2 separate regions of the Homo sapiens genome follow, and region 1 is linked to region 2. A link is an interaction called in ENCODE POLR2A ChIA-PET data of the cell type or tissue named here. Cell type or tissue: GM12878. All regions are shown on one strand. Region 1 has its middle 11 kb from the start of LINC01531. Region 2 overlaps CD22 (CD22 molecule).

What was found. Peaks named below come from ENCODE experiments on the same cell type or tissue, not always from the same donor. Only the 100,000 strongest peaks of a DNase experiment are listed, where the experiment ranks them.
Region 1: POLR2A ChIA-PET joins it to region 2 with 5 read pairs; 3 of 35 experiments call an interaction of 5 or more read pairs at or near these places.

Annotation. Positions count from the first base shown.
Region 1 is chr19:35,392,567-35,396,566 of GRCh38, forward strand. No RefSeq gene overlaps it. Among named protein-coding and RNA genes, the nearest start is that of LINC01531, 11 kb to the right of the region's middle. In GM12878, no CTCF peak of the experiment used is centred here; no DNase peak of the experiment used is centred here.
Region 2 is chr19:35,331,018-35,335,017 of GRCh38, forward strand. CD22 (CD22 molecule) reads left to right here. Exons shown (of 14, transcript NM_001771.4): 2 at 1,002-1,057; 3 at 1,530-1,907. The coding sequence starts at 1,024. Among named protein-coding and RNA genes, the nearest start is that of CD22, 3.8 kb to the left of the region's middle. RefSeq lists an enhancer at 47-96 and a silencer at 2,288-2,497. In GM12878, a CTCF peak has its summit at 2,006; no DNase peak of the experiment used is centred here; H3K4me3 peaks cover 3,837 bases; H3K27ac peaks cover 4,000 bases.

The DNA.
Region 1 (4,000 bases), 62 kb after region 2:
ACGTGCACTGTGCATTTCCTACAAGTCGTACTGTTGAATTAAATGATATGTACATGTAAAGCTTTGATAAATATCGATGAATTACCTTCCCCGGCTGAGTCAACCCTTTCTTCCCCAACAGTCTGTAAGAGACCCCATAACTCTGCTGACAAGAGAAAATATTGTATTTTAATTTTTTGAGATGATATTTAGAATTTAGAAACTTAAGTATTAGTCTGGGATTTCCAGAGAAACAGAACCAATAGAGTGTGTGTATGTGTGTCTGTGGGTGTGTCTGTGTGTCTGTGTCTCTGTGCATGTGTCTGTGTGTGTATGTGTGTCTCTGCGGTGTGTGTGTGTCTGTGTGTGTGTCTGTGTATGTATCTGTGTGTGTGTCTCTGTGCATGTCTGTGTGTGTCTCTGTGTGTGTGTACCTCTGTGTGTCTCTGTATGTTTTTGTATGTGTGTCTCTGTCTGTGTCTCTATGTGTGTCTCTGTGTGCATGTCTGTGTGTGTGTTTCTCTCTGTGTGTGTTTTTGTGTGTGTCTGTATATGTGTCTCCATGTGTGTGTCTGTATGTCTCTGTGTGCGTCTGTGTGCATGTATGTTTGTGGCTCTGTGTGTTAATGTGTGTCTCTGTGTATGTGTTTCTGTGTGCATGTTTGTATGTGTTTCTGTGTGTCTCTGTGTGTTTTTGTGGGTCTGTGTGTCTCTCTGTGTGTGTGTATATCTCTCTGTGTCTGTGTGTGTCTCTGTGTTTCTGTGTGCATGTCTGTGTGTGTGTCCATGTGTGTGTCTGTGTGTTACTGTGTGTCTCCGTGTGTGTGTCTGTGTGTTTCTGTGTGTGTGTTTGTGTGTGTGTGTGTGTGTGTCTGCATGTCTGCATGTGTGTATAAAGAGATTTATTTAAGGAATTGGCTCATGTGATTGTGAATGCTTGATGAGCCCAAAATCTGACGGAGGAAGCTGGCTGACTCGAGGCTCAGGAAGAAGTTGTGGTTGAGTCTAAAGAGAGCCTGCTGGTGAGCCAGGAAGACCCACTGCTGCAGACAAAGTCTGAATCCAGCATGCAGGAGAATTCTCTTTTGCATGTGGAGGTCAGCCTTTTGTGCTGTTCAGGCCTTCAGTGACTGGAGGAGTCCCCCACATTTTGGAGGGCAATCTGCTTTGCTCAGAGTCCACCAATGTAAATGTCAATCTCATCCAAAAACACCCTCACAGCAACACCCAGAATAACGTTTCACCAAATATCTGGGCACTGTGGCGTGGCCAAGCCAACACATAAAATTAACCGTCATACTCTGTATTATTTTCATATTAATCTCCCAGATTAAAAATGAGATAGACAATATTTACATATTGTGTAGAGTCATTTGTGTTTCTCCCAATACTTGCTTTGTTCTTATTTGACTTACAGGAGTTCTTTGAATATTGGCTTACAAACCTCATATCAGGTGTATAAGTAGAAGGATAGTGGCCTTTTACTTTGTTGATTGTAATGTTTTTCATAGGTTATCTCTTTTTATGTGCTCAAATTTCTCATCATTTTTTGATGACTTCTACATTATGTCATACTGGGAAAAAGCCTCCTTATTTATAAGACTTTTAAAATTACACAATACCTACACAACATTTATTATTTTTAAAAACATTTTTGATCTTGAATGCACCTGCCTTTTATTCTTGTTACCTGGCTGTAATTCTTCCCAGTGGATAGGCAGCTATCCCAACATAATTTACTGAATAGTCCATCCTTTCCTACAGTGGTTTGAAATGAACCTGGATCACTTAAGTAGGAAGAATCCTCTAAATGTAATCTAAAACAACAAGATTTCATCATTTTTACCCATCCTTACCCATAATGAGGAAAAACATTAAAGATTCAAACATCCAGTGTTGGAGAAGGTGCAGGGGAAGGGATTCTGCCATGTACAGCTGGTGGAAATGTAAATTACCAAACACTATCAGGAAGGTAATATGCAAATATCTATCAACAATTTCAAGGCATACCTCTTTGAACTAGCAATTACATAAATTATAGATCTAAAGATTCATCTAACCAAAATACTCACACCTGTTCAGATAGCTAGCTAGCTAGCTAGATAGAAAGATGATAGATAGATAGATAGATAGGTAATAGATAAATTTGCAGAGGCACTGTTTGTTATACCAAGAGAACTGTAAACTATGTAAATTAATCCTAAATGGTTACATAAATTATAAGACAGTCCTAAAATGAAATACCATGTAGCCATTAGAAAGACTCTAGATTGGTATAGGCTGCCATGAAAAGATCACTAAAGCATATTGTAAGGTGAAAAATAAAATTTCAAAAAAAATATGGAGTATGATTCCATTTATGCTTTTTCTTTTCTTTTTTTGAGATGGAGTCTTGCTCTGTCACCCAGGCTGGAGTGCAGTGGTGCCATCTCGGCCCACTGCAACCTCCGCCTCCTGGGTTCAAGTGATTCTCCTGCCTCAGCCTCACGAGTAGCTGGGACTACAGACGCCTGCCACCATGCCTGGCTTATTTTTGTATTTTTAGTAGAGACAGGGTTTCACCATCTTGGCCAGGCTGGTCTCGAACTCCTGACCTCAGGTGATCCGCCTGCCTCAGCCTCCCAGAGTGCTGGGATTACAGGCGCGAGTCACCGGGCCCAGCCCCAGTTATGCTTTTTTTTTTTTTGAAACGGAGTCTCACTCTGTCGCCCAGGCGGGAGTGCAATGGCGCGATCTCGGCTTACTACAACCTCTGCCTCCTGGGTTCAAGCAATTCTCCTGCCTCAGACTCCCGAGTAGCTGGGATTATGGGTGCACACCACCACACTGGCTAATTTTTTGTATTTTTAGTAGAGACGGGGTTTCACTATATTGCCCAGGCTGGTCTCGAACTCCTGGGCTCAAGTGATCTGCCTGCCTTGGCCTCCCAAAGTGCTAGGATTACAAGTGTGAGGCACTACACCCGGCCCCGTGTATGCATTTTTAAACCAAATATTTGTATACGCACATATATGGACATAAACAAAATAGAGGTTTCCTCTGGGAATGGAGAAGTGTCAGGGAGAAGTGAAACGGCATTTCACATTTTACTTTTGTACCGTTGGGTTTTTTTAAAGGCTATATTCACACATTATAATGCAACTTTTTAAAATTAGAGAAATAATAATGGGAAACCATTCAGCACCTTGATTCTGACCAAGTGAGAGCAGATAAGGCAGCACAGGGATTCAAGCTGCCTGGAGACCTCCAGGGTCACTGTGAGGGTGGCTGGAATCATGGGAATAAATAAATGATTTAACATGCTCAGGCTTCTAAGTGCCCATCCCCGGGGCTGCGGAGGAGCGAGGTGCTTAAACCGTTCCCAAGCCTCAGGCATTGAAAGCAGGAGTGTTTTCTCTAAGAAGGAGGGTGCTGTGCTGTAATTGACCTCTTTGGCATTCAGCGTCTGCACGACATCCAGTGCAGCTCTGGGCCGGCGGAAGAGACCAGGCTGCTTGTGCTGGGAGGGGCCGCTGCCCAAGGACAAGTCCTGTACTCACAGCAACGCTGAATCGCAGTCCTGGGCCATCTGGCCCCGGCCTCATAATCACTCTTCTGTCATGAATACTGAATGAAGGTAAACATACAGTCACAGGGCTGTCTTGGCAGCACCCAACTTTAAACCTGTGGCCTATTTCTAGCTCTCCACTGTGCTGAATTCTGTCAAAAACAAACAAATAACATGCTAAAACTATTTTGTGAACATTACTTATTTCACATTAAGAATGTTGCTCTGTTATTGTTTTTTTTTTTTTTTGAGATGGAGTCCCGCTCTGTCGCCCAGGCTGAAGTGCAGTGGCGCGATCACTGCAACCTCTGCCTCCCGGGTTGAAGCAATTCTCCTGCATCAGCCTCCCGAGTAGCTAAGATTACAGGTGTGAGCCACCACGCCCGGCTAATTGTTGTATTTTTGGTAGAGACAGGGTTTTGCCATCTTGGCTAGGCTGGTCTCGAACTGCTGACCTCAGGTGACCCGCCCACC
Region 2 (4,000 bases):
TTCAAGCAATTCTCCTGCCTCAGCCTCATGAGTATCTGGGATTACAGGTGTACGCCACCACGCCTGGCTAATTTTTTGCATTTTGAGTAAAGATGGGGTTTTGCCATGTTGGCCAGGCTGGTCTTGAACTCCTGACCTCAAGTGATCTGCCTGCCTTGGCATCCCAAAGTATTGGGATTACAGGTGTGAGCCACTGCGCCTGGCTCACCCATACTTTGTTACTGGTTTTAGAATTCCTTTTTACCTGGTCTTTCAAACCAAGTTTTGACCATGTCTGTCCCTGAGTATAATCCTTGATGAGTAGCACCAGAGAGAGCTCCACGTTACCCGGGGCCTGGCATTCAAAGCACTCAGTGGTCTGGTGCCACTCAAAGCCTGTGAGCCAGGCAGGAAGTTTATAAAATTAGAGATGGATGAATGGATGGATGGGAAAAAGCAAGCAAGGGAGGAAGGAAGGAAGAAAGGAAGGAGTTCTGGGAAGAGAGAGAGGCTGCCCCCGCAGGGCTCTCAGTTTGAAGGAGAGGTGCAGCACACTCAGAAAAAACTCCCGGCCAGGAGTGGTGGCTCACACCTGTAGTGCCAGCACTTTGGGAGGCCAAGGCTGGCAGATCACCTGAGATCAGGAGTTCAAGACCAGCCAGGCCAACATGGTGAAACCCCATCTCTACTGAAAATACAAAAATCAGCCAGGCGTGGTGGCACCTGCCTTTACCCAGCTACTTGGGGGGCTGAGGCCAGAGAAACGCTTGAGCCTGGGAAGCAGAGGTTGCAGTGAGCGGAGATCACACCACTGCACTCTAGCCTGGGAGACAGAGCAAGACTCTGTCTCAAAAAAAAAGAAAGAACTCCGTGAGCATCCCAAATGCCACATCCCCATAATGCAACCAGACCCGGTCCTCCCGGATCCAGGGGAAGGGTCGGAGCTCAGTGGGTGAGCAAGAAAAGCCACGTGGAAGAAGTAAGCGGCCAGATGGCTCAAAGACAAACTCTCCCCTGCTCAGGCTTGCACCCAGACACGACACCATGCATCTCCTCGGCCCCTGGCTCCTGCTCCTGGGTAAGGACTGTGGCCTGGGCTAGTACTGGGGTTCTGGGATGTCAGTGGGCACTGGAGGAGGAGGAAAGACCCAGGCAGAGAGGCGTCAACATAGGGTAGGGTGGGGGCAGCGGTGTGTATAGATAAATGTACATACAAATATATATGTTTCCCATATATACATACACTTCTCTCATTGCATCCTGCTGTCTTTGTGTATCTCTGTATTTCTCCCACTATCTTCAGAGGGAATTCTTTAGTCTTTAGAAAGCTCTCTGCTGGGTGCAGTGGCTCATGCCTGAAATCTCAGCACTTTGTGAGGCTGAGGTGGGAGGATCACTTGAGGTCAGGAGTTCAAGGCCAGCTTGGACAACATAGCAAGACCCCTATCTCTAAAAAGAATAAAAAATTAAACAAATTTTAAAATAAAAAATAACTTTTAAAAGAAGGCTCTCATGCCCCCTTAGTAATGCTTTCTGATCACTGTGGTGAGTTCTAGAATACTTGGCTTTCTCTGACTCAAGTAAATGGGTTTTTGAGCACCCTGAAACCCTCTACGCCTGGGAGGGGGCCTGCGTCTGGATCCCCTGCACCTACAGAGCCCTAGATGGTGACCTGGAAAGCTTCATCCTGTTCCACAATCCTGAGTATAACAAGAACACCTCGAAGTTTGATGGGACAAGACTCTATGAAAGCACAAAGGATGGGAAGGTTCCTTCTGAGCAGAAAAGGGTGCAATTCCTGGGAGACAAGAATAAGAACTGCACACTGAGTATCCACCCGGTGCACCTCAATGACAGTGGTCAGCTGGGGCTGAGGATGGAGTCCAAGACTGAGAAATGGATGGAACGAATACACCTCAATGTCTCTGGTAAGGCCTTCGGGGAGCGGGTCCTCTGCTCTGGGCAGGGGTGAGTGGGAGGCAGGAAATACCTGACTCCTGGCACAGAGCTCACAAACCGAGCTTCCTGCAGAGCTCAGGCAGGGGACGCCAGCGGATGACGATGGCGATGCAGCAGCACTAGACAGAGCTGCGGGACCTCGGATGTCCCATCTGACCCTCAGTTCCTGCCCCTCTGGGACCTGGATTCCAAAGTTATCGGATCTCCTGATCTTTCCCTCTTTCTTTCTCACCATGTATTTTTCAGCTTTTGTGACAAACTCGTGTTTGGCCTTAGTACTGGAACCATCCAAGCACCGCATTCCTTTAGTGGGGTGGGTCTGCATGTAACCAGCCTCAGCTCTCCCCCAGGCTGGACCGCCCCCTTCAGACATTGGGGTCTGAAGCTGCATCGCTCACCCCAAACTTAGGGCTGCTCAGAGCTCCCTATAGAGGAAACTGGGTGTGGAACGGAGTAACCACACTCCCTAGGGCAGAGGCCCCAGACCTGTGTTTGATGGGTCAAATCCACCCCTACATGTGCAGTGCCATAACTGAGCCTGTGTTATAAAAATCATAAAATGTTTGTTTTACTTTTTTTCCTCTTCTTTTCCCCTTCCCCTTCCTTTCCCTTTTTATGAGACAGGGTCTCGCACTGTCATCACCCAGGCTGGAGTGCAGTGGCGCGATCTCAGCTCACTGCAGCCTTGATCTCCCGGGTTCAAGCAATCCTCCCACCTCCAAAGTAGCTAGGATCACAGGTGCATGCCACCATGCCCAGCTAACTTTTTAATTTGTTGTAGAAATGGGTCTTGCTATGTTGCCAGGCTGGTCTTGAACTCCTGGCCTCAAGCAATCCTCCTGCTTCAACCTCTCAAAGCATTAGGATTACAGGCATGAGTCACCGCACCCGGCCTGATCTTCTGATTTTTCAAGAGACGATGGAAATCTAGATTTTCCAGTGAAATCTCCCAGCATGTTAATGTTCATGGCAAGTTCTCATGAGCTCTTCAAGGTCAGATGACACTGTTGTTGAACCCCAAAGGCCAGGTTTGAGCTCCCGATGCGTAGTCAGCCAAACACTGACACCTCAGTGCTTAGAAGCTGAGATAGGATTATTTAATTTAGCCAAAGCAAGGGGACAGAAGAGAGAAACTCTCAAATCTGACCTGACTTTGAGCGTTAGTGGGGGCTTTTATGAGTAAAGTAGGTGTGCAGGAGGTGACCTCCCGATCGTCAAAGCTGTTGTGCCCCTCGGCTCATCAAATTTCTGGATGTCATCAAGGAGGTCTGTGTGACCTAAGGATCATTGTTCTTTGAAAGAGAGACAAGTTCATTTATCTTGCAGGCAGCTGCCAGGGAGTCAGGATGTAAGTTAAACAATTATGAGTGAATTAATGGTTACCTGCTACTGAAATGACCAAATGTAACTAATCATGCATGGAGGAAGGAAAGGACAAAGAGAAAAGAAAAGAAGTAAAACGAACATCTTATAATTTTTATAACATAGGTTCAGTTATAGCACTGCACATGTAGGGGTGGCTTTGACCCATCAAACACAGGTGTGGGGGGCCCCTGCCACAGGGAGTGTGGTCACTCCGTTCCACACCGTTTCCCGGATGGGCAGTTCTGAGCAGCCTTAAATTTGGGGTGAGCAATGCAACTTCAGACCCCGCTGTCTGAAGGAGGTGGTCCAGCCTTGGGGAGAGCTGAGGCTGGGTGCACACAGACCCACTCCACTAAAGGAATGCGGTGCGTGGATGGCTGCAATACTGAAGGAAGCCATGAAAGTAACACAAGTTTGTCAAAGCTGAAAAGTCCGTGAACTAAACTGATAAAATTCACTTAGAGGTGGTGGGAATAGGCCGGGCACGGTGGCTCACGCCTGTAATCCCAGAACTTTGGGAGGCCGAGGCAGGCGGATCACAAGGTCAGGAGATCGAGACCATCCTGACTAACACAGTGAAACCCTGTCTCTACTAAAAATGCAAAAAGTTAGCCAGGCGTGGTGGCAGGCGCCTGTAGTCCCAGCTACTCAGGAGGCTGAGGCAGGAGAATGGCGTGAACCCGGAAGGTGGAGCTTG